2 separate regions of the Homo sapiens genome follow, and region 2 is linked to region 1. Evidence: read pairs that join two places in POLR2A ChIA-PET (ENCODE). Cell type or tissue: OCI-LY7. All regions are shown on one strand.

What was found. Peaks named below come from ENCODE experiments on the same cell type or tissue, not always from the same donor. Only the 100,000 strongest peaks of a DNase experiment are listed, where the experiment ranks them.
Region 2: POLR2A ChIA-PET joins it to region 1 with 5 read pairs; 10 of 35 experiments call an interaction of 5 or more read pairs at or near these places.

What each region holds. Positions count from the first base shown.
Region 1 is chr20:32,366,913-32,370,912 of GRCh38, forward strand. ASXL1 (ASXL transcriptional regulator 1) reads left to right here. Exons shown (of 13, transcript NM_015338.6): 3 at 815-817; 4 at 2,103-2,211. Among named protein-coding and RNA genes, the nearest start is that of ASXL1, 11 kb to the left of the region's middle. RefSeq lists an enhancer at 2,328-2,437. In OCI-LY7, no CTCF peak of the experiment used is centred here; a DNase peak (open chromatin) is centred at 2,259; H3K4me3 peaks cover 2,521 bases; H3K27ac peaks cover 2,738 bases.
Region 2 is chr20:32,280,986-32,284,985 of GRCh38, forward strand. All of the region lies in intron 1 of KIF3B (kinesin family member 3B), which reads left to right. Among named protein-coding and RNA genes, the nearest start is that of KIF3B, 5.3 kb to the left of the region's middle. In OCI-LY7, no CTCF peak of the experiment used is centred here; a DNase peak (open chromatin) is centred at 1,546; H3K4me3 peaks cover 1,813 bases; H3K27ac peaks cover 3,388 bases.

The sequences.
Region 1 (4,000 bases):
CAGTCATATATGATGTGAATTTACTAAATTTTGAGGTGACCTTTATTTTCCAAATTTATGGTGTAGTTTTCCTGGAGAAGTAACAAGTTAGAAACATAGAATTTGCAGGCTTGAAAGCCAGGACTATCTTTCATCTTTCTTTTTCCTCATCCTAACTTCAAACTTAAAAAAAAAAAAAAAAAAAGCTGGGGGTAGTGGCCCATGCCTGTAATCCCAGCACTTTGGGAGGCCAAGGCAGGCAGATCACTTAGGTCAGGAGTTCGAGACCAGCCTGGCCAACATGGCAAAACCCCGTCTCTACTAACAATACAAAGATTAGCCGGCATGGTGACGCATGCCTGTAGCCTGTAGTTCCAGCTTGGGAGGCGGAGGCTGGAGAATCGCTTGAACTCAGGAGACGGAGGTTGCAGTGAGCCGAGATTGCACCACTGCACTCCAGCCTGGACAACAGAATAAGACTGCATCTCAAAAAACAAAACAAAACAAAAAACAAAGAAAGTACTTAAATGAGGAAAGAGGAGAGCACTACACAGTCCTTGCCTGGGACTCAGAGCAAACTTCATGTTTTTGCTAGTCAAACTTAGCTGCTTTAATTGACCTTTTAGGGTCAAAAGGCCTTCACTTTCCAGTTGTCAGTTCAAACGTTCTCAAGTTGATGTTTTGTGGGGAGGGAAGATTGAGATTGTCTACATCACATTTATTTGACTTGTACTTATCCACTGTGTAGTGTTATAATTGTGCTTTATTTTTGTTTTTATGGGCTATTTCCCATCATGCTGCTGTCTGCACTGCTGTTGGACCACTTTGCCTATAGAAGGTAAATGAGTCCCTTTGGGACATATGGAATTGAGAACCTTAACTTGTTTCTGCTTCTTGTTCTTAGAGGAATTATGAAGCAGTCATGATGGCTCATGATGAGTGAGCAGCTCTGTAATTTGTAGACAGAGGTATAATATGTAGGAGTCACAGAAGAGCTGTGCCAGCATGCTGTTCCCCTTGTAGCAGAGATGCTAGCACACCCACTTGATACTCCAGATTTTGCATAGGGTTTCTTTTAGAGATTGGTTCTTGGTGAAAAATTTTTTAGCATCCAGTGTGTTCCAAGGCAAAATAAGTAATAGTTTTTTAATGGTTTTTTTAGACTCAGAATTTATTTTTAACACTGCATAAATTAGGGCTTCTAGTTCTGAAAAATGCAAAGAGGCTTACTTAAGCTATTTATATATTTTTTAACATGCTGGGGAGAGGGAAGAGAGGGTGCACAGGTGACTCCTAGCACTAATATGCTAGTGCCAAACTCAGTTAATATTAATAATGGTCATTTGTTGATATTTTTGGTAGCTTTTCTATTTAAAGATTCAGTAAGTAGCATCCTTTGCACTGAATTGTCACGTTTTGTAACCTGCTGTTGTGGCAGGGACCATGAAACAACTTAGTATGCCATTGTTTCAGTTTATTTTTTAAGCATTACTGGGAACTAAATCCACTTGACTTACTTTTTGCATTTAGGTTTAAATAATTGTTCCTGGGTAGATACAGAATAAAACTCAATCTCCCCACTTCCAGCAGAGAAAAAACAAATGAAATACTGTTCTTTTTGTGTACTTACTAGAAAATGTTTAACTGGAAAAAAAGTTCTGCTTGTTTTATTGGCACAGCACCATTGATTCTGTGATTCTTTGTCATAGTATTCTGTGGCAGTTTCTGAGTATGATATGTAGATTGAAATATAGAGGCTAGGAAACTTTTAATAGTAAAATTTTACTAAAAATTTATTAACTTATTAAAATATAACTTGAAAAAATTGTGAGGTTTTTCTAAATTTCTTGGAAATTTGATTTATATTGTCAAAAAGCACTGAAGAAGTGTTAGTTATGGATTTCGGGTATCACATAATGTTTATTCCAGAGTTTTCTGAGTGTGATTTATGTGAATTTCATTTGGTTATTCTTTTACTATTTTCACAGTGAAATTGTCATGAGATTTTTTCTTCTGTATTTCTTGCTTAGCTTCTTCTCATTTAAGAATGAGTTGGAGGGATTAGGTCTTTAAGTAGGCAGATGGATTGTATAACCCTCATCCATTCTTTTGTGGTTTTACAGTGGGACTTCCCCTCTCGCATGCCTCAATGCTATGCTACATTCCAATTCAAGAGGAGGAGAGGGGTTGTTTTATAAACTGCCTGGCCGAATCAGCCTTTTCACGCTCAAGGTAAGTGATATGAACTCTCTTTTGGTGCAGTGATTCTTGGACTTTTAATGTGCATAAAAATCACCTGGTAGGTCTGGAATAGGGGCCATGAATTTGCATTTCTCATATGCAGTCAGGTGACACTGATGTTTTTCTTTTTTTTAGACATAGTCTCGCTGTGTCACCCAGGCTGGAGTGCAATGGGGCGAGATCTCGGCTCACTGCAATCTCTGCCTCCCATGTTCAAGTGATTCTCCCACCTCAACCTCCCAAGTAGCTGGGACTACAGGCACATGCCACCATGCTCGGCTAATTTTTTTATTTTTTTTAATAGAGACGGGGTTTCACCATGTTGGCCAGGCTGGTCTCGAAATCCTGACCTCAGGTGATCCACCTACCTCGGCCTCCCAAAGTGCTGGGATTACAGGCATGAGCCACCGCACCTGGCCAGATGCTGTTGGTTCTAAATGGCACTTTGAGGTGTTCTAATATGAATCAGATATTAGAAATTATTTAGTCATAGCAGCTCTTGTTTGTGTGTTCATCTTTTCTTGTCTATATCTTTGTAGATTGTACAAAACTGAAGCATAACTATGGGGATAATTGCAGATGTGCCTTTTTTTTTTTTTTTTTTTTTTTATTCTGAGATGGAGTCTCACTCTGTTGCCCAGGCTGGAGTGCAGTGGTGCGATCTCAGCTCATTGCACCCTCCACCTCCCAGGTTCAAGCAATTCTTCTGCCTCAGCCTCCTGAGTAGCTAAGAGTGCACTACCATGCCCAGGTAATTTTTGTATTTTTAGTAGAGACGGGGTTTCACCATGTTGGCCAGGCTCGTCTTGAACTCCTGACCTTGTGATCCGTCCGCCTTAGCCTCCCAAAGTGCTGGGATTACAGGCGTGAGCCACTGCACCTGGCCACAGATGTGCCTTAATTAGGATTTTGTTGTAGTAATGATGTGAAGGATAAATTACTGGTCAGCTAATGTAAGACCTACTCTATGGAAAATAACTGAAATGTGAACATATTTGTGGAAATTAAGTGACAGTAATTATAAAGTAAGAGTACTTAAATCAGGTAGAGTTCATAATAAAGCTTAAATAGGGCCGAAATGAACAGGCTAATTATTTTTCCACCATTTGTGATATATATGGTAATCATTTAGACCGGGGGTCTGCAAAGTTTTTCTGTAAAGGACCAGAAAATCAATGTTTTTTTGTTTTGTGGATCATACTGTCTTTGTCTTAACCACTCAGGTCTGCCATTGTAGTAGGAAAGCAGCCATACCCAAATGAATGGGCATGGCTGTGTTCCAAAAAAAAAAAAAATTTATTTACAAATGTTTGTTTTACTTACGAAAACAGGCTGCAGGCCAGATTTGATTTGGGGCTGTACTTTGTCGACCCCTGATTTAGACATAAGATGACTTGTCGACATTGGAGAAACTGAAAATTTGATGCTGACCCTTTCGTTCTTCCATAGTGGGTTATAAATTTTAGCAGTCAGTACAAACTTTTTCCTTTAAGTTTTGTTTTCTTGATGGACTGTATTCAAAATAAATACCTGAACAAATACCAACTATATAACATGAAGCCATAAAACTTGGTCTTTATATATAAATAAAGTTTATCTTGGGGTCAGATGTCTGTGCTGTTTTCTATATTTTTTTATATCCAATAGTTTGGTCTTTTTCCTTTCAGTTTTGTATGCTTTTCTTGTAATCGAGCCTTGGAAGAGACAGAGCCACTGAGCCCAAAACCTAGCTTTGTGGTCGGCTGTGGTGGCTCATGCCTGTAATCCCAGCACTTTGGGA
Region 2 (4,000 bases), 86 kb before region 1:
GTGTCCCTAGACTTCTGTTAGGTGCCTGGATTAGAAACCTCAGATTGCTTCCTAAGCCTTTTCATCCATTAATTCGCAAGTCCCTGAGAAAGACCCCGTCTTATGTAACAGAGAGTAGCAATACTTGACAATAACAATAAGGTGCCTAATGGCTTACAAAAATGCCTACACTTGCTTACACATGCTTTTACTCATTTAATCTTATCTGTGTCCCTTCAAGGAAGGTAAGGTGCAGATTAGGATCTCTGTTTTATAGTCGAGGAATCTGAATGGAAGCCAAGAAGCCATGATGCTATTGAGTGGCCCATTTCACGTTGAAATCCAGTCTTCTGTCTTCAAATTCAGTGTACTTACCACTATCCTGCCCGGATTGTATTTATTCAGTATTTCCTGAGCACCTAGAATGTGTCAGTTCTGTTTTAGCCTGGAGATATCATGGTAGAAAGGTACAGAGTCCCTTGCTCTCATGCAGCTTATATTCTACTGGCAGCAAACAGAAAAATACAGCAGTAAATGAACAAGGGAATTTGGATGAGGAATAAGTGCTGGGGTGAAATCCCATCTCTATTAAAAATACAAAACTTAGCTGGGTGTGGTGGCACGTGCCTGTAGTCCCAGCTATTCAGGAGGCTGAGGCACAAGAATTGCTTGAACCTGGGAAGCAGAGGCTGCAGTAAGCCGAGGTTGCGCCATTGCACTCCAGCCTGGGCAACAGAGCGAGACTCCATCTCAAAAAGAAAAAAAACCCAACAAACAAAAAGAAAAAGAAAAGGCCTTGCTAGGATGGTGACGTTTTTGCTGAGATTTGCTCCCAGGGACGGGCCAGCCATTTGAAGACATGTCAGAAGGAAGAGCAAGGGTAAAGGCTGTGAGGTGGCAACAAGCTTGGTAAGTTCCAGAAACTGCAAGAAGGCTTACAATGGCAGGGACAGGTGAGTCAAAGGCAGAGTGGGGAGGTGGGTGGATGTAGGGGATGGAAGTGGTAGGGAGCGCTCAGATCATACAGGACCTTGTCTGCTAGAGTAATGAGTTGGGATTTTGTTCTAAAAGCTGTGGAAATCATTGGAGGTTCTGGAGAAGGGACGTGGCATGATCTATTTTTGTTTTTTAAAAAAATCACTCTGGCCTCTTTGTGGCAGTGAATTTTAGAGGGCATAGGAGTGGCAGCCAGGAGGCTAGTTAAGAGGTTAGGTGAGAGAAGATAGTGGCTTTCTAGGTTGGTGGCAGTGGAGATGGTAAGAGGACGGATTGGGGATGTGTTTCGGAGGTAGAACCAGCAGGATGGCGGGATGAGGGTGAGAGAATAAGGATGACTCCTGGGTTTTTGGCCTGAGCAATTAAGTAGATGTTAGAGATGCCATCTGCCTCTGAAATGATGAAAGGACTTTTTGGTAAGGGGCCCTATGAGGAAGAATTATTCATAGTTTATTTTGAACCCTGTAGAGGAGAGGCACAAGGTATAAGCATCATACTTTATAGTCTGTGGGGAGGAAATCCCAGATTATGCTGGCAGAAGCTAGCCAGGTGCAACTGATTGAAGCTTGACGTTCTTACTGTGAACCAAAAAAAAAAGTCCTGCTTTTCTACAGTCTGGCTTTTTGCCAGCCTGTGGAGCGGCAGGTGTGGGCTTTGCCAGGGCAGTACCCATCTGTCTTTCTGTCTTGTGCTGTTGGCATTGCAGTGCTGACTCGGGATCTTGGCTGAGGGAGCCTGGCCAGCTCTGGAAGAGGGAGCGGAATCACTAGTGAAGTTCACTTGGTGTGCCAAATGGCCACATTCTCCCTGCCAAAGTGGTTCTTTCCTGGTCACCAAATGACAGTTCTGAAGTTTCAGAGCTTTTGACTTCAGAATCCCTGGAAAACCTATTGTACTCTACCAGAATTCCTAGAGGATTCTTGAATCTCTTCTGAGCAAGGGAATTCGAGCTTCATTGTTATGTATTCCAGTAACTGTACTTGTAAATCTGGGCATTACAGGGTTGTACATTCAACATTGTGAATAGTAAAACTAATAGTCTTATCACTGCCACTTGTTTATTTAATTAAATTTAATAAATTTATTCATTTTGGAGACAGGGACTCCCTCTGTCACCCAGGTTGGAATGCAGTGGTGTGATCATGGCTCCCCCACAGCCTTGAACTCCTGGGCTCAAGTGATCCTTCTACCTCAGTCTCTTGAGTGGCTGGGACCGCAGGCATGTACTGTCGTGCCTGGCTAATTTAAAAAAAAATGTTTTGGGGACGGGTGTGGTGGCTTATGCCTGTAATCCCAGCACTTTGGGAGGCTGAGGTGTGCAGATCACGAGGTCAGGAGTTTGAGACCAGCCTGACCAACATGGTGAAACCCCTTCTTTACTAAGAATACAAAAATTAGCTGGGCGTGGTGGTGCGCACCTGTAATCCCAGCTACTCAGGAGGCTGAGGCAGGAGAATCGCTTGAACCCGGGAGGTGGTGGTTGCAGTGAGCTGAGATCGCACCACTGCACTCCAGCCTGGGCGACAGAGTGAGACTCCGTCTCAAAAAAAAAAAAAATTCTGTAGATGGCTAGGCATGGTGACTCACACCTGTAATCTCAGCACTTTGGGAGGCTGAGGCACGTGGATCACCTGAGATCAGGAGTTTAAGACCAGCCTGGCCAACATGGGGAAACCCCATCTCTACTGAAAATACAAAAATTAGTCGGGTGTGGTGGTGCATGCTTGTAGTCCCAGCTACTTCGGAGGCTGAGGCGGGAGAATCGCTTGAACCTAGGAAGCGGAGGTTGCAGTGAGCTGAGATTGTACCACTTCACTCCAGCCTGGGTGACAGAGTGAGACTCCATCTCAAAAAAAAGAAATTTGTAGAGACGGGTCTTACTGTATTGTCCAGGCGTCTTGGCCACAAGTGATCCACTCACCTTGGCCTCTCAAAGTGCTGGGATTACAGGCATGAGCCGCTAATTTTTTTAGAAAACTTGGTCTCACTCTGTTGCCCAGGCTGGAGTGCAGTGGTGCAGTCATAGCTCATTGTAACCTCCAACTCCTGGGCTCAAGCGATCCTCCCACGTCAGCCATCCAAGTAGCTGAGACTACAGGTGCATGCCACTACACCCAGCTAATTAAAAAAAAAAAATTTTTGTTTTTAATTTTTATTTTTTGTAGAGATGGGGTCTTGCTATGTTACAGGCTAGTCTCAAACTCCTGGCTTCAAGCAATCTTCCTGCCTCAGCCTCCCAAAGTGCTGGGATTACAGGCATGAGCCACAGCACCTGGCCACCACTGCTATTTGTATAACTTTGCAGTTTAGAACGCTCTTTCCTGTGCATTCTCATTTACTAATTGTCAATCAGTTGAGATCATCTGGACTACATATTATCCCTGGTTTACAAATGAAGACATTGTGGTGTGGAGAGGTCACTTGTTTTTGTCAGTAATATTGAGCATTTTCTAGGTGCTGAGTTAGGGAGATCCTTGCTGCTCAAAGTGTGTTCTCTGTGACAGATGTACCATGTCCCCAGGACCTTGTCAGAAATGCAGAATCTAGGCTGGGTGTAGTGGCTCACGCTTGTAATCCCAGCACTTTGGGAGGTCAAGGCAGGAGGATCACTGGAGGCCAGGAGTCCGAGACCAACCTGGGCAAAACAGTGAGACCTCCTCTGTATTTTTAAAAACAGAAGAAGAAGAAGAAAACAACAACAATAACAAGGCCCAGATCTAATAAATCAGAGCCTGCCTTTTACCAAGATCCCGGATGTTTCCTGTGCACATTAAAAGTTTGAGATGCTCTCACCTAGGTAATCAGTAGCAAAACTAAGACTTACCAATGATAATGACAATGAAGGTAATAGTCGTAGCTAAGATACATTAGCCAAGCACTGTTGTAAGCACTTTACACATGTTGTTTCATTTAGATTTAGACCTCACACCAATCCTGTAACACAGATTTCCAGAAGAGGAAAGTAGAGGCTCAGAAAAGTTCAGTAACTTCCTGACATCTGCTGACTCCAAGTCTATTGCTCTTT